2 separate regions of the Homo sapiens genome follow, and region 2 is linked to region 1. Evidence: read pairs that join two places in POLR2A ChIA-PET (ENCODE). Cell type or tissue: GM12878. All regions are shown on one strand.

The links. Peaks named below come from ENCODE experiments on the same cell type or tissue, not always from the same donor. Only the 100,000 strongest peaks of a DNase experiment are listed, where the experiment ranks them.
Region 2: POLR2A ChIA-PET joins it to region 1 with 7 read pairs; 2 of 35 experiments call an interaction of 5 or more read pairs at or near these places.

What each region holds. Positions count from the first base shown.
Region 1 is chr1:1,187,007-1,192,006 of GRCh38, forward strand. All of the region lies in intron 13 of TTLL10 (tubulin tyrosine ligase like 10), which reads left to right. Among named protein-coding and RNA genes, the nearest start is that of TTLL10-AS1, 10 kb to the left of the region's middle. RefSeq lists a silencer at 4,789-4,989. In GM12878, no CTCF peak of the experiment used is centred here; no DNase peak of the experiment used is centred here.
Region 2 is chr1:1,028,917-1,033,916 of GRCh38, forward strand. The region is part of intron 2 of AGRN (agrin); the gene reads left to right. Among named protein-coding and RNA genes, the nearest start is that of AGRN, 11 kb to the left of the region's middle. RefSeq lists enhancers at 939-1,808, 3,549-4,418 and silencers at 3,932-4,111, 4,172-4,311, 4,292-4,412, 4,332-4,641. In GM12878, a CTCF peak has its summit at 4,199 (motif pointing right); DNase peaks (open chromatin) are centred at 2,432 and 4,305; H3K4me3 peaks cover 928 bases.

The DNA of each region.
Region 1 (5,000 bases):
CGGCTAATTCTTTGTATTTTTAGTAGAGACAGGGTTTCACCGTGTTAGCCAGGATGGTCTCGATCTCCTGACCTCGTGATCTGCCCGCCTCGGCCTCCCAAAGTGCTGGGATTATAGGTGTGAGCCACCGCGCCCGGCCAAAAGTTCTTTACATATTCTAAACACTAGGCCTTTATCAGACATATGATTTGCCAATATTTTTCTGGAATATTGTGGCTGTCTTTTCACTTTCTTGATAATGTCCTTTGACCACAAAAGCTTTTAGTTTTGATGAAATCCAGTTTATCCATTTTTTTCCTTTGGTTACTCATGCTTTTAGTATCATATCTAAAAATCCATTGTGCCAGGTGCGGTGACTCACGCCTGTAATCCCAGCACTTTGGGAGGCCATGGTTGTTAGATCACCTGAGGTCAGGAGTTCAAGACCAGCCTGACCAATATGGTGAAACCCCATCTCTACTAAAAATATGAAAATTAGCCAGGCGTGGTGGTGGGTGCTTGTAGTCCCAGCTACTTGGGAGGCTGAGAAAGAAGAATTGCTTGAACCCGGGAGGTGGAGGTAGCTGTGAGCCAAGATCGTGCCACTGCACTCTAGCCTGGGCAACAGAGCAAGACTCCATCTCAAAAAACAAAAAAATAAAAATCCATTGCACTTTGGGAGGCTGAGGAAGGTGGATCACCTGAGGTCAGGAGTTTGAGACCAGCCTGGCCAATGTGGAGAAACCCCATCTCTACTAAAAATACAAAAATTAGCTGGGTGTGGTGGCGTGCACCTGTAGTCCCAGCTACTCAAGATGCTGAGGCAAGCGAATCACTTGAACCCGGGAGGCAGAGGTTGCAGTGAGTGGAGATCGCACTGCTGCACTCCAACCTGGGTGATGGAGCAAGACTCCATCTCAAAAAAAAAAAAAAATTGCCAAATCCAGCAGAGTGAAAATTACACTTATGTTTCTTTCTAAAATGGTATAGTTTTAGCTCTTATATTTAGGTCTTGGATCCATTTTCAGTTAATTTTTGTGTATGGTGTGAGTTAGGGATCCAACAGCATTCTCTTGCATGTGGCTATCCAGTTATCCCAGCACCATTTGTTGAAGAGACTATTCTTTCCCCCATGGAATGGTCCTGGCATAGTATCAAAAACCAATTGACCAGAGCTGCAAGTGTTTATTTTTGGACTCTCAGTTCCATTCCATTAGTGTATATGTCTGTCTTTATGCCAGTACCACATGGTTTTGATTGCTGTAGCTTTGTAGTAAGTCCTGAAATTGGGATATGTGAGTCTTTCAATATTGTTCTTTTTCAAGATTATTTTGGCTATTCAGGGGCCCCTTACAATTCCACAATTCCATATGAATTTTAAGATTGGCTTTTCCATTTCTGGGGAAAAAGTCCAATGAAATTTTTTTTTTTTTTTTTTGAGACAGAGTCTCATTCTGTTGCCCAGGCTGGAGTGCAGTGGGGCAATCTCAGCTCACTGCAGCCTCGCCTCCCAGGTTCAAGCGATTCTCCTGCCTCAGCCTCCCTAGTAGCTGGGATTACAGGCACCCACCACCACGCTCGGCTAATTTTTGTATTTTTAGCAGAGACCAGGTTTCACTGTGTTGGCCAGGCTGATCTCGAACTCCTGACCTCAGGCGATCTGCCCACCTCAGCATCTCAAAGTGCTGGGATTACAGGTGTGAGCCACCACACCCAGCCTCATCGAAATTTTAATAGGCATTGCATTGAATCTGTAAGTCACGTAGCAGTGGCATCTTAACAATATTTAGTCTTCCGATCCATGAATATAGGATGTCTTTCCATTTTTCTAGGTCTTCTTCCATTTCTTTCAGCAATGTTTTCTAGTTTTCAGCATACAAGTCTGTCACCTACGGTAAATATTATTCTAGGTATTTTATTATTTTGACACTTGTGAATAGAATTATTTTTTAAATTTCCTTTTTGGATTGTCCATTGCTAGTGTATAAAAATAAAACTGATTTTTGTGTGTTGATCTTGTATCCTTCAACTTTCCTGAATTCACTTATTAGCTCCGTGTGTGTGTGCACTCTTCAAGATTTTTATATAAGGATCATGTCATCTGGAATAGAAACAGCTTTACCTCTTCCTTTCAAATTTATATGCATTTTATTTCTTTTCTTACATATTGCCGGCTACTTCCAGAACAATGTTGAATAGAAGTAGCAAAAGCAGTCATCCTTGTTTGTTCCTGATCTGAGGAGGAAGGCCGTGGGTTTCTCATAAATGCCCTCGTCAGGTTGAGGAAGTTCCCTTCTGTTCCTAATTGGTTAAGTGTTTTTTGTTAATATCCTAGAAGGATGTTGAAATCTGTCAAATGCTTTTTCTGTCTCCACTGAGATGAGTGTGTCTTATTTCCCCTTCATTCTATTAATGTGTTGTATCGCACTGATTAACTTTCATATGACAAACCCCGCTTGATGATGGTATAGAACCATTTAAATTTAAATATGCTGTTGGATTTGGTTTGCTAATATTTTAATGAGGATTTTTGTGTCTGTGCTTATAAGCAATACTGGTCTGTAGTGTTCTTTTCTCGAATGTCTTTGCCTGGGTGGTATTAAGGTAACCCTGGCCTCATAGCATGTTAGGATGCATTCTTTCCTCTTTTATTTTTGGAGTCTTTGTGAAGGATTGCTGTTAATTCTTTGTTTGAAATAATTCACCAGTAAAGCCACCTGGGTTTTCCTCTGTGGGAAAGTTTATTATTATTATTACTAATACTGCTGCAATCTTTACTTGTTATAGGTCCATCCAGATTTTCTAATCTTTAGTCTGCTTTATTTTGCTAAGAATTTGTCCATTTCACCAGGCACGGTGGCTCATGCCTATAATCCCAGCACTTTGGGAGGCCGAGGAAGGTGGATCATGAGGTCAGGAGATCGAGACCATCCCGGGTAACACGGTGAAACCCCGTCTCTACTAAAAATACAAAAAATTAGCTGGGCGTGGTGGCGGGCACCTGTAGTCCCAGCTACTCGGGAGGCTGAGGCAGGAGAATCGCGTGAACCCGGGAGGCGGAGCTTGCAGTGAGCCGAGATCGCACCACTGCACTCCAGCCTGGGGGACAGAGCGAGACCCCGTCTCAAAAAAAAAAAAAAAAGAATTTGTCCATTTCTTCTAGGTTATCTAATTTGTTTAGTGTACAAAGTATTCCCTTGTCATCCTTTTAATCAATATAAAGTCTTTCTCCCCTGATTTTAGTAATTTGATTCTTCTCTCCTTTTTTTTTTTTTCTTTTTGGTCAGTTTCTCTAAGTCCTTATCAATTTTGTTGATCTTTTCAATGAACCAACTCCTGGTTTCACTGATTTTCTCTACTGTTTTCTATTCCATTTATTTCCACTCTATCTTTATTATTTCCTTCTTACTACTTGCCTTGGGTTTAGTTTGCTCTTCTTTTACTAATTTTTTTTTTTTTTGAGATGGAGTCTTGCTCTGTCGCCCAAGCTGGAGTGCAGTGGCACGATTTCAGCTCACTGCAACCTCTGCCTCCCGGGTTCAAATGATTCTCCTGCCTCAGCTTCCCGAGTAGCTGGGACTAAGGGCACGTGCCACCACTCCCAGCTAATTTTTTTGTATTTCTAATGGAGATGGGGTTTCACCATGCTGGCAAGGCTGGTCTCAAACTCTCTTTTTCTAATTTCTTAAGGTCAAAAGTTAGGTTATGATTTCAGTTTTTTCTTCTTGCTTAAGGTAGGTGCTTAGTGCTATACATTTTCCTCTGACCACCACTTTTGCTGCATCCATAAGATTTTGCGTGTTGTCTTCATTTTCATTTGTCTCAAAGTATTTTTATTTTTATTTTTTATTTTATTTGAGATGGAGTTTCGCTCTTGTCACCTAGGCTGGAGTGTAATGGCGCAATCTCAGCTCACTGCAGCCTCTGCCTCCCGGGTTCAAGCGATTCTCCTGCCTCAGCCTCCCGAGTAGCTGGGATTACAGGCACCTGCCACCACGCCTGGCTAATTTTGTTTGTATTATTAGTAGAGATGGGGGTTTCACCATGTTGGCCAGGCTGGTCTTGAACTCCTGACCTCAGGTGATCCGCCTGCCAAAGTGCTGGGATTATAGGCGTGAGCCATGATGCTCAGCTGCAAAGTATTTTAAATTTCCTTTGTAAGCTTTTCTTTGACCCATTGGTTGCTTAAGGGCCTGTTATTTAATTTCCACATATTTGTGATTTTTCCAATTTTCCTTCTGTTATTGACTTCTAATTTCATTCCATTGTGTCAGAGAACATACTTTATAATTTCAACCCTTTAAAAATTATTGAAAAATTATTGGAGCTGGTGTGTTGGCACATACCTGTAATTCCAGCTACTCAGGAGGCTGAGATGGAAACATTGCTTAAGCCCAGGAGTTTGAGTCCAGCCTGGGCAACACAGCAAAACCCCATCTTTAAAAAAACAACAAACTTACTATTCATTAAGTGGATCATTAAAAAACAAAAACAAAAAACACTTGAAACTTGTTTATGTCCCAGCATATGGTCTATCCTGGAGAATATCCATGTGCACTGGAGAAGGAGGTGTATCCTGTTTTTGGGTGTAGTGTTCTGTAGATGTCTGTGCCGAGACCAGCTCGGTCGGGGAGACCCTAACCCGGCGGCGCTAGAGGAATTAAAGACACACACAGAGAAATACAGAGGTGTGAAGTGGGAAATCAGGGGCCTCACAACCTTCAGAGCTGACAGCCCTGAACAGAGATTTACCCACATATTTAGTAACAGCAAACCAGTCATAGCATTGTTTCTATAGATATTCAGTTAACTAAAAGTATCCCTTACGGGAAACGAAGGGATGGGCCAAATTAAAGGAATAGGTTGGGCTAGTTAACTGCATCAGGAACACGCCCTTAAGACACAGATCGCTCCTGCTATTGTTTGTGGCTTAAGAACGCCTTTCAGCGGTTTTCCGCCCTGGGCGGGCCAGGTGTTCCTTGCCCTCATTCCCGTCAACCCACAACCTCCCAGCGTGGGCG
Region 2 (5,000 bases), 160 kb before region 1:
ACCCACGCCACCCTTTCCGAAGGAACCGAGCCCCAGCCCCTCGTGGGCCAAGGGCGCCCACAGCCACGCCACCCTCTCCCAAGGAACCGAGCCCCAGCCCCTCGTGGGCCAAGGGCGCCCACACCCACGCCACCCTCTCCCAAGGAACCGAGCCCCAGCCCCTCGTGGGCCAAGGGCGCCCACAGCCACGCCACCCTTTCCGAAGGAACCGAGCCCCAGCCCCTCTGGGGCCTGCCAATTGCCAGAGAGCCCCAGTGCTCCACCCACTCCAGGCCCCAACCCCCACCTTCTGAGGGCAGGATAAGTACCTGCGGGTGCCCAACCAGAGTGTGCCTGTGTCCACACGGGAACATATGGGTGGGAGGTGAGGAGAACGTGCCTTCCCAGTGTATGGGTGGGGGTTGAGGGACAAAATTAATGTTGCACAAAGATATGGGGGATGCCCAATATCTATGCAGGCAGGTGGGGGGATCAGTGTCTATGCAGGCAGGTGGGGGGGACATCAGTGTCTATGCAGGCAGGTAGGGGGAGGGGGACATCCCGTGTCTATGAGGGCAGGTGGAGGGAGAGAATTGAGGCTGGGGCTGGGGTCAGCAGTGGGGCTGAATGGGGCAGAGTGGGGGTCAAGGAGCAGGGGTGGTGCTGGGCAGGCCAGGAATACCCATTGTGTGGCCGTGTGTGTGTGTGCAGTGCATGGTGCTGTGAGATCAGCATGTGTGTGTGTGTGTGCAGTGCATGGTGCTGTGAGATCAGCATGTGTGTGTGTGTGTGCAGTGCATGGTGCTGTGAGATCATGTGTGTGTGCAGTGCATGGTGCTGTGAGATCAGCGTGTGTGTGTGCAGTGCATGGTGCTGTGAGTGTGAGATCGTGTGTGTGTATGCAGTGCATGGTGCTGTGTGAGATCAGCGTGTGTGTGTGTGCAGTGCATGGTGCTGTGAGATCAGCATGTGTGTGTGCAGTGCATGGTGCTGTGAGATCAGTGTGTGTGTGTGTGCAGTGCATGGTGCTGTGTGAGATCAGCATGTGTGTGTGTGTGCAGCGCATGGTGCTGTGTGAGATCAGCATGTGTGTGTGTGTGTGCAGTGCATGGTGCTGTGAGATCAGCATGTGTGTGTGCAGTGCATGGTGCTGTGTGAGATCAGCATGTGTGTGTGTGTGCAGTGCCTGGTGCTGTGAGATCAGCATGTGTGTGTGTGTGTGCAGTGCATGGTGCTGTGAGATCAGCATGTGTGTGTGTGTGTGTGCAGTGCATGGTGCTGTGAGATCAGCATGTGTGTGTGCAGTGCATGGTGCTGTGAGATCAGCGCGTGTGTGTGTGCAGTGCATGGTGCTGTGAGATCAGCGTGTGTGTGTGTGCAGTGCATGGTGCTGTGTGAGATCAGCATGTGTGTGTGTGCAGTGCATGGTGCTGTGAGATCAGCGTGTGTGTGTGCAGCGCATGGTGCTGTGTGAGATCAGCATGTGTGTGTGTGTGTGCAGTGCATGGTGCTGTGAGATCAGCGTGTGTGTGTGTGCAGTGCATGGTGCTGTGTGAGATCAGCATGTGTGTGTGTGCAGTGCATGGTGCTGTGAGATCAGCGTGTGTGTGCAGCGCATGGTGCTGTGTGAGATCAGCGTGTGTGTGTGCAGCGCATGGTGCTGAGAGATCAGCATGTGTGTGTGCAGTGCATGGTGCTGTGAGATCAGCGTGTGTGTGTGTGCAGTGCATGGTGCTGAGTGTGAGATCAGCATGTGTGTGTGTGCAGTGCATGGTGCTGTGAGATCAGTGTGTGTGTGTGCAGTGCATGGTGCTGTGTGAGATCAGCATGTGTGTGTGTGTGTGTGCAGCGCATGGTGCTGTGAGATCAGCATGTGTGTGTGTGTGTGTGTGCAGTGCATGGTGCTGTGAGATCAGCATGTGTGTGTGCAGTGCATGGTGCTGTGAGATCAGCGTGTGTGTGTGTGCAGTGCATGGTGCTGTGTGAGATCAGCATGTGTGTGTGTGCAGTGCATGGTGCTGTGAGATCAGCGTGTGTGTGTGTGCAGTGCATGGTGCTGTGTGAGATCAGCATGTGTGTGTGTGTGCAGTGCATGGTGCTGAGTGTGAGATCAGCATGTGTGTGTGCAGTGCATGGTGCTGTGAGTGTATCAGCATGTGTGTGTGTGCAGTGCATGGTGCTGTGAGTGTGATTGTGTGTGTGTGTGTGCGGTGCATGGTGCTGTGTGAGATGTGTGTGTGTGCAGTGCATGGTGCTGTGTGAGATTGTGTGTGTGCAGTGCATGGTGCTGAGTGTGAGATCAGCATGTGTGTGTGCAGTGCATGGTGCTGTGAGTGTATCAGCATGTCTGTGTGTGTGCAGTGCATGGTGCTGAGTGTGAGATCAGCATGTGTGTGTATGTGTGTGCGGTGCATGGTGCTGTGAGTGTGAGATCAGGGACCAGGGGGCTAGTACTCTTTCCTGCACATGAGCCTGCGTGGGCTGGTCAGGGCTGAATGATTTTGTCTGAAGATCCCAAAATAGCTCATGTCGCCTGAGCTCCCTCCCTGGCTGGGCCTGGGGCCTCAATGGCCCTTTGTCTTTCTGAAGGCATCTGGGCCTCTGTGGGGGGCTCAGACACTGACTGGGGCTGGGTGGGGCCAGGCTGCCTGCCTGGTTCCCCTTCCCCTGGCCCAGCCCAAGGGGCCCTAAGCCTCATTCCAGTGTCGGCCTGGGGCAGCCAGGCCCCCCACGTGACTTTCAGCTTGTTGGGCCCCCTTTGCTGGCAGATCCCAGGGTCTCTCTGTGTGGGGGCAAACTTCCCAGGCAGTGTTTGAGGCCCCCTCTGCCAGCCCGTACCTGGGGCTCCCCCACCCCTCCCACATTGTGGTACCTGTCCTCCTCCTGCAGAGCCCGCCCAGAGATCCCATGGCTGAAGGTGGTGGCAGCAGGCGGGCTGGCGCGTGACCTGGTAGCACGGCCTGGGTTTGACCCTGGCACTGCCCCTGGGACTCAGAGCTGGGAGGTGAGAAATGGGGAATGCATGTGAACCACCTGCCTCTGCACACAGCAAGTCCTGTTCTGGGTTTTCTCATCCCTGGGTCACACCCTGCGCTGGGGAGATAAAAAGTCAGACCCTGCCCGGGGCACCCACAGTCAGCACCGCCGGAACACTGTCAGCCTGGTGTGGACAGTGCCAAGGTCCAGCAGGGTGGGGTGGTTGGGGTAGGAGCTCCCCTGAGGAGAGAGTGAGGCCAGCAGGGGTGGGTCTCCAAGTGCTTCCTTTGACAGCTGCTCTGGATGGGACGTGGCTTGGGGTGGGTGAGAACCCTTGGCTGAGTTTGGATTTTCCTGCAGGGTTTCATTGGAACACCAGGTTCCAGGGCCGTAGAGATGTGGAGGCCTCCTGTCTGGGTGATGGGGCATGGTGCTGGTCCCTGGCTGTGGGGTGGAAAGGAGTCCCAAGAGAGGGAGCTGGCAAGACAGGACCTTCCCAGCTAAGGTGGGGTTGGTGGGATTTGGCTGGGGCCCTTGGAGGAGCCTGACCAGGAGGTGAGACAGGGCACCTGGAAGGAAGGAGGCGTTGGGGAGAGTCCAGATGGAGGCCATGGGGTTGAGGGGCCCAGACACCCGGCTGGGGGACTCCAGGAAGGCAGCAGGTGTGGGCAGTGGGTCCTCTGGGGTGGACTGAGGTGAGGCCTGGGTGTGACCACGCGGTGGCACTGGTGGCTGCCGGCAGCTGTCGTCTGCAGAGTGGGTGAGACCGAGTGTGGCAGATGGCTTGGTCCGCGGTGCTGGAGGGGACTGGCGGAGCAGAAGCGCCCTGGCGCCGGGTCCTTGCTTTCCTGGAGCTGGGGCTTGGGGAATGGGGTCGGTCATTGCAGGGACAGAGGAGAGGGCAGGGTAATGGGTGCGCAGGGGTCCCTTCCAAAGGCTGCGGGTGGCCAGGGGTGTGCGGGGGCGCTGAGGTGCGGTCGCCGAGAGATTCTGGCCTCCAGGGTGGTCGGGCCTGGCATGGACTCTAGGGGATGGTGCACACACCGGACCGGACGGGCCCCTCCCTTACCCCCGGATCCCCCGGCTGGGCAGCGGCCAGGGAGAGGGGCGACCTACGGGGGCGGGTGTGGGGACGCCGGACTACGCGTCAGGAGTCCCAGATGGGCCCAGACCCCCATTCCCCGCCCCGGGCCGCAGTGACGTCAGGGCCCGGACGTTCCCGGAACGGCCTCTTGGGGGCGTTCCAGCCCCACGGACCCGCAGGGAGTCCCCGCCGCAATTTGCATGGGGCTCATTTGCATGACCCCGCCCCGCGCGGGAGTCGGGGGCGCCGGCGACTGGAGGAGCCACTGTCAATCCCCAGGGGAAAGTGGGCGAGGCGATTTCTGGGCCGCTCACCTCACTCCACCCTCCAGCTCGCGCCGCACCTGGGGCCCTCCCCCACCTACGCCCCGCCAGGGCGGGGCCGCGGGCGCAGACACTCGCGGGCACACGCACGACGACGCGCACACGCGGTCGCACGCGGCCCCCCGAGCCCCCTGCGGCGACTCCGATTCACCCCCGCGGGTGCGGGGCGCGGACCCGCCCGGCCCAGCTCCTGCTCCCCAGGCGCTTCCTCCTCCCGCGACCTGCCCCGGCCGCACCCGCCTCCGCTCCAGCACGCGACGCTGCCCGGCGCGACCCCTGCTCCCCCGGCCCAGCCCCACCGCTGCCCTCGACTCAATCCCAGTTGAACGCCCGCAGCCTCAGTCCCACCCCCGGCCCAGCCCCAGCGCCCCCAGTCCCACCCCCGGCCCCAGCTTCAGCCTCAGCGCCCCCAGGCCCAGCCCCAGTCCCACCCCCAGTCCCAACACCTTCAGGCCCACCCTCGGCCCCAGCCTCAGCCACCCCAGCCCCAGTCCCGGCCCAGCCCCAGCCCCAGCGCTCCCGGCCCCGGGCCCAGCCCCAGCCCCAGCCCCAGCCGAGCACCCCCGGCCCCGCCTGCCCGGCGTTCCCTTTTGTGCGGCGCTCTCCCGTCCGCATCCGCCCGATCCTCTGGAACTCCC